2 separate regions of the Homo sapiens genome follow, and region 2 is linked to region 1. A link is a contact called in ENCODE Hi-C or POLR2A ChIA-PET data. All regions are on one chromosome and are shown on one strand. The core of a region is the stretch at or near the end of the contact, and the rest is flanking DNA. Distances in the headings are between cores, read along the strand shown. Region 1 overlaps PRR7 (proline rich 7, synaptic). Region 2 holds the start of DDX41 (DEAD-box helicase 41).

Region 1 (5,506 bases), core at 805-3,304:
ATCTACACAGCCAGTTGTTCCCCCAACTCCTCGTCTGTAAAATAGGAATCATTCCAGTTACCCCAAAGGCTTTCGTTCAAACCTGTGTGTATAAGGCATTCAGGAAAGGCTCAGTTCTGTTCTGTGGGGGCGGTGAGCAGTCACCTGCCACCCTTCACTCTCAGAGTCAGGGCTCCCTCCTACCTCCCTCTTAGGGTGCAAGGTTCCCCCTCTCACCCGCAGCTGTGGAGAGGAGGAAGCGGAACTAGAGATGCCCATCTGGAGTGAGTGCAGGACCAGGTGGGTACGAAAGACTAGCTTCCAACCCTCATCTAGTTTTCCTCCCCTCCGCGAGAGGGAAAGGGAGACGGCGGCCTGAAGACAGAGGCAGAGCCAAGTGGGGCTGTGCAAGGGCAGGAGGCGGGGAAGCGGAGTTGGAGCAGGCAGGGCGCCTGGAGGAAAGGAAGAGAGTGTGGCCCACGCCCGGCGCGGCGCGCTAGGCTCAGACAAAGGCAGGGCCGGTGGCACGCATTACCAGTCGGAGCCACCCGCCTGAGCCCCCCTACGGGAGCGGCGGGAGACCCGGAGGGCGCGGTGCGGAGCCAGTTGTTCCGGGCTTTGGGCAGCCAGGGGCTGCCAGGCGTCTGTACAGGGCGTCGGGTGGCTGTCTGTGGGGCTCTAGGAGATGTACCACCCTTTCCCCGCCGCACAGCAACGGCGCCGAGACGCCTCTTCAGGGACCTGGTGCGCACAGGCTCCTGAAACCCTTTGGCCCCGGGACTGCGGATGGCGAATCTCTCGTTCGGACTCAGAGCTGGAGTCCGTCCTTCGCGCGCCCCCTGCTGGCCCGCCTCGGCTCCCCTCGGCGCCCGGGCTCCGCGGCGGCGGCCGGGGCTCAGATCGGGGAAACCCTACCGGGGAAACCTCGAGGCGTGACGTCACCCTCCTCGGTGACGTCACCGGGCCCCCGGGGAGCGCGAGGTTCCCACGGAGGAGGCTTTCCCCGGACTGCGCAGGGCGCGGGCGGGGGCCGGGAAGTCGTTGGGGGCCGCGGCGCGCCTTCACTGCGCCCCGTGTCTGCCCTACAGGTCCCGCGCGGCCCCGGGTGAGGCACGCCCGCGCGCCCGCCGGCGCCATGGGAAGGAGCGGGCGCCGCTGCTGTCCCCCGCCGGCGCGCGCACGACTTGAGACCTGCCACGGGCAGCCCCCGGCCGCGGGTCCCCGAGTGACGCTGGCGGCACCTGAGAGTGTGGCGCGGGCCCGGGGCCACGCAGCGGAGCCCAGTGTCCAGTGAAGCGTCTGAGGACCCGCCGCCCGTGCCGCCGCCATGGTGATGTCCCAGGGCACCTACACGTTCCTCACGTGCTTCGCCGGCTTCTGGCTCATCTGGGGTCTCATCGTCCTGCTCTGCTGCTTCTGCAGCTTCCTGCGCCGCCGCCTCAAACGGCGCCAGGAGGAGCGACTGCGCGAGCAGAACCTGCGCGCCCTAGAGCTGGAGCCCCTCGAACTCGAGGGCAGTCTGGCCGGGAGCCCCCCGGGCCTGGCGCCGCCGCAGCCACCACCACACCGTAGCCGCCTGGAGGCGCCGGCTCACGCGCACTCGCATCCGCACGTGCACGTGCACCCGCTGCTGCACCACGGGCCCGCGCAGCCGCACGCGCACGCGCACCCACACCCGCACCACCACGCGCTCCCGCACCCGCCGCCTACGCACCTGTCGGTGCCGCCACGGCCCTGGAGCTACCCGCGCCAAGGTGAGTACCGACCTCCGCCAGGGGGCGATCCGGGCCGCCGGAAGTGGGCGGGCGTTGGAGGGCTCGCTGCTTACCCTCAGGGCTTCCATCCGCAGCCTCCGGGAGAACACGGGCGGCGGCGGGCTCGGGTTCGGGCTAGGGCTGGGGCGCGGGCGGCCCCTGGCCGGGGCCTCTGCGAGAGGCTGGGAACCGGCGGCCTCACCTCCTCCGACCGCCTCCCACTCCGCAGCGGAATCGGACATGTCCAAACCACCGTGTTACGAAGAGGCGGTGCTGATGGCAGAGCCGCCGCCGCCCTATAGCGAGGTGCTCACGGACACGCGCGGCCTCTACCGCAAGATCGTCACGCCCTTCCTGAGTCGCCGCGACAGCGCGGAGAAGCAGGAGCAGCCGCCTCCCAGCTACAAGCCGCTCTTCCTGGACCGGGGCTACACCTCGGCGCTGCACCTGCCCAGCGCCCCTCGGCCCGCGCCGCCCTGCCCAGCCCTCTGCCTGCAGGCCGACCGTGGCCGCCGGGTCTTCCCCAGCTGGACCGACTCAGAGCTCAGCAGCCGCGAGCCCCTGGAGCACGGAGCTTGGCGTCTGCCGGTCTCCATCCCCTTGTTCGGGAGGACTACAGCCGTATAGAGGGGCGCCCGGCGCCCCGGGCCCCACCGGCGGACTCCTGGCCTGACTGCGGGGCTTTTTAAATGCTTCCCTGGACTGCGGGGAGGGGCGGGGGGAGGGAGGGATTTCTTATCCCGTTTGTTACATTTTGAGGATAATAAAGGTGTGTGATCTGGTTTGGTACAAGCGGAGGGTGCACCGGCTGCTTTCGCCCAGGGTTCTGTGTGACCAGACAAGCCGGGGCCTTGGCGGGAAGGACCCTCAACGTGCGTTTCCGCCACAACAGAACCTAAGGGTACAGCACTAAGTCTAAGACCAACCCTTCTCCGGTGGTTGTAGGTGCCAAGCGGCTTCCCCTGGGAGCCTTAGCCCCTAGCACCGCCCCCCCACCCCGCCCCCGCCTGGCGGGCCTTGGAATTAGGGTGAGGACGCCCCCTGGTGGCAAGGAGGTGCTGCGGCCTCGGAGGTGGGAGGAGTTGGGAACCTGGGTCAGGGCAGGCGGCAGCCCGAAGGGATCTGGATTTCTTTATTAACAGACATGAGCACGACCCGTTACAGAAGTTTGTGCTTTCCAAAAAAAAAAAAAAAAAAAAAAAAAAAACAGTTACTAAACGTGAAAAAGGAACCCAAGCAAAGAGGAAGGAGTTGGGGAGGGGCCACCAAAGCCCCTGGGCCCCATCCATAGCCCTGACCTGAACCGCGCCTAGGGCCTCCAACCTGGGACCTGCCCGGCAGGAGACGGGGGGTAGCCGAGGGGCCCCAGCTGGGCCTGCTACTTCCTTTGGGCCAGACAGGAAGGGGTCAAAAGAAGGGCGGGGAGGGGGTCCCAGGGAGCCAGAGCCCACGAGCCATTTATTGCCATGTTTTAAAATTCGTGCAAAATATCTGAAGCCCTGGACAGAGAATACAAAGTGATATTTTCCCAAGAAACATAAAACTAGGAAAAGAGGTGGGGGACATTTTCCCACCAGAGCTCCCCCCACGCCAGGCCCCAAGCAGGGTGAGGCCTCCAACCCGGCCAGCTGAGCAGGGAGGACTAAGAGCTACAATCTGGACCAGGGAAGGAGGGGTGGAATTTGCAACAGCGTCTCAACTACCAACGAGAGGAAAGCCAGTCAACTGTACAAGTCTCCTATCAACTTTTTAAAAAAAGAGAAAAGCTGTAAAAGTCAGGCCCTGTGGGTAGGGAAGCGGCCAAGTCCCCAGCCAGGGCCGGAATCCGGAGTGGGTGCCAGGCGGAGCTGCTGCGAATGCAGGCACGGCGGGCCGTCTGGCCAGAGGCTGATGCAGGTGGGCGGCCTTGGCAAGGGTAGCCTAGGGCTGGCGCCACCGCTAATCACCACCCTCGAAGCCCTCCTCCTCTTCTGGAACTGGGTCTGCATCCCAGCATGTGATGTCGATCTCTGTGGCGTTAGAAAGGGAGAGGAGTTAGGGACCTAGCAGACCGCTTGTGTCCCCAGCCTCTGTGAGCGGTGGGTAGTGGTGGGGTGGCTACCCACACTCAAATCCAGCCCCCGCACCCAAATTCCTCCCCATCATCCAGCCCAGTACTACCTGGAGGCTTGTTGTAGAACACAGGAGGCGGAGCCTTGGCACAGAGCTCTTCCGATTGGGCAAACTCCTCCTCCTGTGATTGACTGAAGTACCCCTCACTGGCCTGCAGGGGAAAGCATCAGGTCACTTGGCCCCACCCAGCAGGACTGGGGCTGACCTATCAGGCCTGAGCCCGTTTCCCCAGCAACCAATGATTCCATCAGTGGTTGCCAGGGAAACAAGGATGCCTGCCTTGGGAACAAAAGCAGAGCCGGCCCAGGGAGGGAGGGTGGGATGGACTTCCCCTCAAATAATGTGGGTCACAGAGAAGGGGGTACTGGTGCAAGCATGAGGAATGCAGGGCCAGCACCCTGCTCAGCCCCCACTCCCTCCCATCCCTCCCACCAGGCAGTCCCTGCCGCACCTGGGTCCCCTCCTTCTGGGTGGTCTCGCCATTGGTTAGCAGGTGGGGCTCCGGCTCCTGCTCTTGCTCCAGCTCCTCAAGGGCTGAGGGCAGAGTTGGGGTCTGGGGGGCAGCCAGGGACTCCCCTTCCACTTCCTCTGGGTCACAGAAGGTGGCTGGCGGCTCAGGCAGCTCATCAAAGTTGAGAAGGGTGGCACAGCCTTCGCCTGCTGGCAGCAGTGGCTCCGGAGCCACCTCATCCAGCAGGGGCACCTCTGCCAGGGTGACCTCAGTACCCGAGGGTGGCGTGGGGGCCCTGGGCTCACCCTGGAGTGTGGAGGCCCCTTCCCCGTTGCCAGGCCATAGGTCAATGAGGCTGGTGGCGGCGGGGGGTACGTTGTTGGCAACAGTGGTGTCAGCAGTGGCAGTGTCAGTTTCAATGGTGTCAGCTGCATCGTGGATCTCCGTGGCGTCAGCTGTGGCAGGCTCCACGGGAGCAGCCAGGACAGCCTGCTCTGCAGACTCCATGAACATCAAGTCCTCTGCAGGGCTGCCTGGCCCCCGGGGAGGCGCCTGTGCCTGAGGGGGCTCCTCCATGGGGCCGGCCCAGGCCTGAGGGGCTGCTGCTCTGGTCTCCTCACTGTCTAGGATGGGGCTGGGCTCCTGGGTCTCTGTCACAGCACAGGCAGAGGAGATATGTAACCGGCTCCCCTCGGGGAGGATGGAGACCCTGCCCACCCACTAAGGAGTGAGGGAGCCAGGGACTTCCATGCAGGTGTCCCACTGCCCCCTTACCCAGTGACCCCAGTGACTTTAAGCCCCTTGGCAGCTCCGGGAGGAAGGCCAAGGCCCGATTCCCACTTGAGAGGGCGGGTGCTAAGCTTTAGAGAGGGCAGGTCTGACTGTACACCAGGGCTCCTCCCCACACAGCCGCCTCCAGGGCAGTGCAGTCTTGGTGATGGGTGGCCCAGATCCCTGGAGAACGGTTACCATGGCAACCTGGGGCTCCCAGCCAGGGACTGATGATGGGAGGCCTGGTGCAGGTAGCATCCCTCTCTCACCTTGGGCTGGTGGGGGTGGCGGTGGCAGTGGTGGAGGCTGCGAGGAGGTGACCTCATCCAGGGCCCGCTCTATCTGCTCAGCGACAGGGGTGGAGGCGGTGCTGGAGTCAGACGGGCTCCGCGTGGGGATGGGAGTGGGCGCCATCCTCCGGTGGCTGTCCAGGTGGCTG
Region 2 (5,506 bases), core at 1,378-3,877, 61 kb after region 1:
CTCAACCTCCTTGACTGACCACTGAATGACCCTGACCTTCCTGGGCCGTCCGCCTCTGTGCTTTCAGCCTGGACTGCCCCTCTTCCCAATTCAAATGTCACCTTCCCGGAAAAGCCTTCTCTGAGCTCCCACCTCCCAGATGTCCCCAGCAAGGTGGGCCATTCCATCTGCCGTGCTCCCACAGTACCTGGCCACATCCCTCTGTCCTCCCCCAACTAACCTCCCCATTAGACTGGGAGCTCCTTGAGGGTCGCACTCACAGCAGCCCTCTGTGAAGATCTGTGGAGTGGCTAAGGTAAAGGGTCCTTTAGCTTTTCCACAGACTCGCAGGTGGCAGAGGTGGGGGGCAGGGAGCGCCAGCACTCACTGTCGGATGGTCTCCATCTGCTCTTTCACGGACATGCCCCCAATGCAGAGGGCGCAGCGCAGGAGTGGTGAGCTGTCCTCCTGCAGCAGGCGGCAGTAGTACTCCAGGATGCCATGGGTCTGCCGGGCCAGCTCCCGCTGCAGGCAGAGGGACAAAGGCTGGCACCAGATGGCAGCCCCAATCTCTGGCCTGCCCTCCAGGCCAGCCTATCTTACCGAGGGGCAGATGATGAGTCCATAGGGCCCCTCGCGCTTTGAGAAGGGTAACCTCTTCTCTTGTTCCAGGCAGAACATGATGACGGGCAACGTGAACACCAGTGTCTTGCCTGAACCCGTGAAAGCGATGCCTATCATGTCACGGCCAGATAGACTGTTGGGAGAGGATGACCCGAGGGCCAATTTCAACAGAAGATGAAGGACACCTAGCCATTGCTCCTCCCTGTTCCAGCCCTCCTCAAGGACCCCAGGTCCACAGTCCACACTCACATGGTGGGGATGCCCTGGATCTGAATGGGTGTTGGGTGGTGAATGCCTTTCTTCTTCAGGCCTCTCAGGATGGCTATGAAAACCAACCGACATCGTCTTCATGACTCACAGGTACTTTCTCAGAGCCCCAAAGCCTGTAAAACTGGCACTACCCCTACAAGTTGCAGATGATGAAACTGAGGCTCAGAGAGAGAGAGAGAGAGTGGAAAAAAAAAAAGAAAAAAAGAGACTTGTCCAAGGCCCACAGGCTAGGTGCAGCCAGGATTTGTACCCAGTGTCTATGCCCAATGGCACTTTCCTCCTGAAGCTTTGTAACAGCAGAGAACAATGAACACGTACAGCTGAGGCAACAAGGAACCTAAAGAAACTCCTCCTCAAATCCCTCCAGCCCCAGTGACTGGATCCAATGCAGATGTGGCTGAGCTCAGTGGGAGCCAGGACATAACCTCACAGGCATTTGATTATAAAAGTGTGGTATCTCTCTCCAGCCCCTGACTACCTGCAGGAAACTTCATTTCCTTGAAGCTCTTGATGGGTGGTGGGATACCGTCTCCCTCCACCAGGATGTGGTATTTCTTCCGCACGCGCTCATGTCGCTCTTCAGACATGCTCAGAACATAACGGGGTGGAGTCCAGCTGTGGATGGGTAACAGGGATCAAGAGAGCCCTGGGAATAGCTGGCCTGGGAGCATCCCTGCATGTACCATCCTAAGCAAGGGCAACTGCAGACTGTACAGACATACCTGGTTTTGATGGGGTCATCATACGTAATGCCCTTAGCCATCTCCTTCACTGACATCAATGCTGAAGAGAGAGACATGGCTCAGGGCTGGCTCCTGCTTCTGAGAAGCCAGATCCCTTGAGATATAACATGCCTGGGGCTGGGAGGAGAAGACTCAGTCCACCTTCTCACTATCCTGGCTACAACCATACCTCGGCCCTCGGCAACACTCTCCAGGATCTTCTCTTCTTCCTTCAGCTGCTTCTCCTTGGCAGACTCTTTGCGCGCTGAGAAAAGAAGTGGAAGATGTCAGACAGATACCAAAACGGTGTACCAGGCTCAGCTTCTTCTTTCTCGCCCAGGCAGTGCTGCCCAGCCCACCTTCAGCCTTCTCTTTAAGGTGCTGGTGCTGATCCAGGAGGCTGACGTTGGACTGAGGGCCTAGCGGGATGTCGTCCTCATCTCCCCGGGGTTCACTACCGCTGTCCTGCTGCTCTTCCTCCGCAGCTCCCTTGCGTCTTCGCTGCAGCAGCTTCTGGAGCTGAGGTTCCACCCGGGATCCACAGATAGGATGGGCATGGAGTCCACAAGGTCAGCGTCAGGATCCTGGCTTTGGGGCGAGGATCCTGTGCCCGAGGCGCAAAGCTGCCCTACCCCTCAGATCAAGCCGTCGGTCCCTCGTTTGTCTGGGGGCCGCGCCCTGGTGTACTGAAGCTCACTCCTCAGACTGCCCTCCTCCCCACGGAGGCCGAGGCCACGCCCGCCCCCTGCGACCCCGCGGTCACGGCCCCATCCCTCCCCGGACGCGTGCCCCTCACCAGTAGCTGCCGGCGCTGCCGTAACGGCACATAGGGCACGTAGTCCTCGTCGTCCTCATCTTCCGCCTCGGAGCGGCTTCCTCCGGCAGGCACCTCGTCGGTGCGAGCCCGCTGCAAGCACACGCCAGTCAGGCACGGCCTGCTCCCCTCTTCACGCCCGCTCCCACACGCGCGGGGTCTCGCCTCTCTCCTACCTTCCGTTCGGGTTCCGACTCCTCCATTCTTTGCTGCACGCATGCGCGCCACGGCGAAACCCCGCCTCATCCTTGCGTGAGACCCAATCCGATGTGAAGAGGCGAACGACGGCGCGTAGGAACGACCTCGGAGTTCCGGATCGCGCAGAGGGACAAATTTGTTCCGGAGATACTATCGCACGGCGAGGCATGGACGCTTTCATGGGTGGTTACGCGACAGTTGCCAGGACCGAGGGCGAAACCGGCTGCAAGGCATTGTGGGACATTGGAGGACTTGGAATATGCGCTAGAAGGCTCAATCCAAGCCCATTGGAAGAGGAAGACGTACGCAGCGGAGACAGCTGATCCGGAGTCGGGGCGGCCTGCCAGGTGCCCAACCTCTCCCAGAGCATGGCGTCTTGGGCACGCCCCTGCCGGCGGACAGTGCGTCCTCTAGGGCCGGGAGCTGCGGGCCGAGTTCGCGTGGGCCCTGCGCTTTCATCCCTGCCGGGGACGCCGGGGTTGCGGGATAAACCGCTCGACACACCCTGCCTCCCTGACTGCGCCTGTGTGACACATACGTTCACTGGTGGGGCACGCATCAGATACGGATGGCAGTGGTTTTGAAGTGGGAGGCCCTGTATAAATGTAAACGGTTATTACTGTAAATGCTCTAACAGAGCTGCCTGGGGGGCGCTTCCAGGGAAGCGTGGCAATCTCAGGCCGGGAGAGGAGAGGCGTCCTGGGCCAGGGCGCTGCAGGAATACAGGTCTGGCGATGTGCAAGTACACAGATTCACCAGGCAACAGCATTGCGGCAAGGGTGGGATGGGGAAGCCAGACCTAAGGCCAGAAAAGGAGATTGCGACCAGAGCATGCCTGCTGTGACTGTCAGAGTAAGTGGTTTCAACTTTATTAGAGACTTCTAAGGAATGACTTGGTCAGCTCTGTGCTTTCTTGCCTTCAAGAGTGTGTGCTGGGCGCTGGCACTGCGCTCAAGCAGATGATAATCAAGACACATACCTGGTGTGCGAGGAGCTTATGTAGATTGAGACTAGAAATATAGACAGATAACTGGTCTTAAAGAGAAAGATCCTAAGACAAGGTACCGCTTTTCGAAGTGTCATAGTTTTCACAGTACAATGGCCTCTTAGCTGGGATGTGAAGGATACACAGGAATTCATGAAGTCTTCTTTAGTAAAGAAAGCTTAGGCTGGGCACAGTGGCTCATTCCTGTAATCCCAGCTCTCTGGGAGGCCAAGGCAGGAGGATCGCTTGAAGCCAGGAGTTCAAGACCAGCTTGGACAACATAGCAAGACCCCATCTCTATAAAAAAAATAAGCTGGTGCTTACTGCCAGTCCCATGGTGGGTCTCAACCTGGGAGGGATGGAGGAGGACATGGTTTCTGGTCCTGCTCACAACACCCAAATACATGGCAATCTCAGGCCGGGAGAGGAGAGGCGTCCTGGGCCAGGGCGCTGCAGGAATACAGGTCTGGCGATGTGCAAGTACACAGATTCACTAGGCAACAGCATTGCGGCAAGGGTGGGATGGGGAAGCCAGACCTAAGGCCAGAAAAGGAGATTGCGACCAGAGCATGCCTGCTGTGACTGTCAGAGTAAGTGGTTTCAACTTTATTAGAGACTTCTAAGGAATGACTTGGTCAGCTCTGTGCTTTCTTGCCTTCAAGAGTGTGTGCTGGGCGCTGGCACTGCGCTCAAGCAGATGATAATCAAGACACATACCTGGTGTGCGAGGAGCTTATGTAGATTGAGACTAGAAATATAGACAGATAACTGGTCTTAAAGAGAAAGATCCTAAGACAAGGTACCGCTTTTCGAAGTGTCATAGTTTTCACAGTACAATGGCCTCTTAGCTGGGATGTGAAGGATACACAGGAATTCATGAAGTCTTCTTTAGTAAAGAAAGCTTAGGCTGGGCACAGTGGCTCATTCCTGTAATCCCAGCTCTCTGGGAGGCCAAGGCAGGAGGATCGCTTGAAGCCAGGAGTTCAAGACCAGCTTGGACAACATAGCAAGACCCCATCTCTATAAAAAAAATAAGCTGGTGCTTACTGCCAGTCCCATGGTGGGTCTCAACCTGGGAGGGATGGAGGACATGGTTTCTGGTCCTGCTCACAACACCCAAATACATGGCTCTTAGTGACCCTGTTAGCTCCCCACATAACCTCGAGTTGGTTTTAGGAGCGAAAACTAAATTTGGGGCATGGAGTTTGGACACAAGTGTGTCAGGGGCATTTTGGGAAAACTCATTGTATTAAAATCCAAATTTACAAACCAGATCCATTTCGGGGGATGAGGTAGTTTGCTTGACTTTACAGAAGAGTTCATTATCCTCTTAACTCTCAAGCCCTCAGCTACATGTCCCACCCCCACTGGAAAATCAGATCTAATTTATAAAAAACTCAATTTACCCCCAACTTCCCCTGACTGTGAAGTCAGTGTGAGGGGCCTCGATGGCCCAGGCTACAGATCCATGAAGGCCTCAGGGTCTTTCCTAGACCTCTTCTCACATCCAGATGCACAGAGACCATCTTCAACCCCTCCAACTCACCCATCTTGCAAAGAGGGAAACAGGAAAGAGTGGGGAAGGGGCTGCCCCAGGCTCACATACCAGAGACCTCCCAAAAGGAGAAAAGGGCACAGATGCCATAATCATACCAGTCTGCGCTCAATGCTAATCAGCCAGACTAAGTTGAGCTGAGTCACTTTCCTATCGGCTTTAGTTTCCTCACCTGTAAAATGGGACAATAGCACCAAACTGCTGATGCATGGTGCATGCTAGGGTTAGTGACTAAGGGAGAGCCCATGCTTCTGAGCACACCCTCAACTCCCTCCCCGCCCAGACCCACAAATCACCAACATGCCAACTCTGTGTCCAAATGTTGCTTTATCTTTCGGCACGAAAGATCTTCACAGTAT

The links. A loop is a pair of places that touch in the nucleus more often than their neighbours do. ChIA-PET counts read pairs that join two places held with the same protein, here RNA polymerase II (POLR2A). Pooled maps may share reads with other maps.
Region 2: a loop to region 1 is called in a map of naive thymus-derived CD4-positive, alpha-beta T cell, with 2.3 times the contacts of the local background. The contact joins the promoter of DDX41 here to the enhancer-like site in region 1. A Hi-C loop is called at or near these places in 34 of 168 maps with a recorded cell type or tissue (B cell, CD4-positive, alpha-beta T cell, CD8-positive, alpha-beta T cell and 20 more), 25 of 37 single-sample maps with no recorded cell type and 34 of 50 pooled maps. POLR2A ChIA-PET finds 5 or more read pairs at or near these places in 21 of 52 experiments (B cell, CD4-positive, alpha-beta T cell, CD4-positive, alpha-beta memory T cell and 16 more).

What each region holds. Positions count from the first base shown.
Region 1 is chr5:177,453,762-177,459,267 of GRCh38, forward strand. It overlaps PRR7 (proline rich 7, synaptic), which reads left to right. Exons shown (of 4, transcript NM_030567.5): 2 at 195-279; 3 at 1,068-1,733; 4 at 1,963-2,525. The coding sequence starts at 1,307. The coding sequence ends at 2,360. It overlaps DBN1 (drebrin 1), which reads right to left. Exons shown (of 15, transcript NM_001363541.2): 12 at 5,337-5,506; 13 at 4,297-4,946; 14 at 3,894-3,996; 15 at 2,849-3,742. The coding sequence ends at 3,672. Among named protein-coding and RNA genes, the nearest start is that of PRR7-AS1, 8.6 kb to the left of the region's middle. RefSeq lists silencers at 704-1,313, 763-994, 1,504-2,053, 2,144-2,283, 2,654-2,853 and 1 more and enhancers at 599-1,299, 1,547-1,841, 3,406-4,106. Within about 2 kb of position 2,055, at least 39 of the 41 ENCODE cell types and tissues checked have a DNase peak (open chromatin) inside an H3K27ac peak, as active enhancers do; they include B cell, CD4-positive, alpha-beta T cell, CD8-positive, alpha-beta T cell and 12 more, where a contact is called at or near this core.
Region 2 is chr5:177,514,334-177,519,839 of GRCh38, forward strand. DDX41 (DEAD-box helicase 41) reads right to left here and starts at 2,628. Exons shown (of 17, transcript NM_016222.4): 1 at 2,586-2,628; 2 at 2,392-2,502; 3 at 1,955-2,114; 4 at 1,786-1,860; 5 at 1,596-1,656; 6 at 1,352-1,488; 7 at 853-925; 8 at 583-736; 9 at 368-504. The coding sequence starts at 2,612. It overlaps FAM193B (family with sequence similarity 193 member B), which reads right to left. Exons shown (of 9, transcript NM_001190946.3): 9 at 5,456-5,506. RefSeq lists enhancers at 1,870-2,694, 2,723-2,992.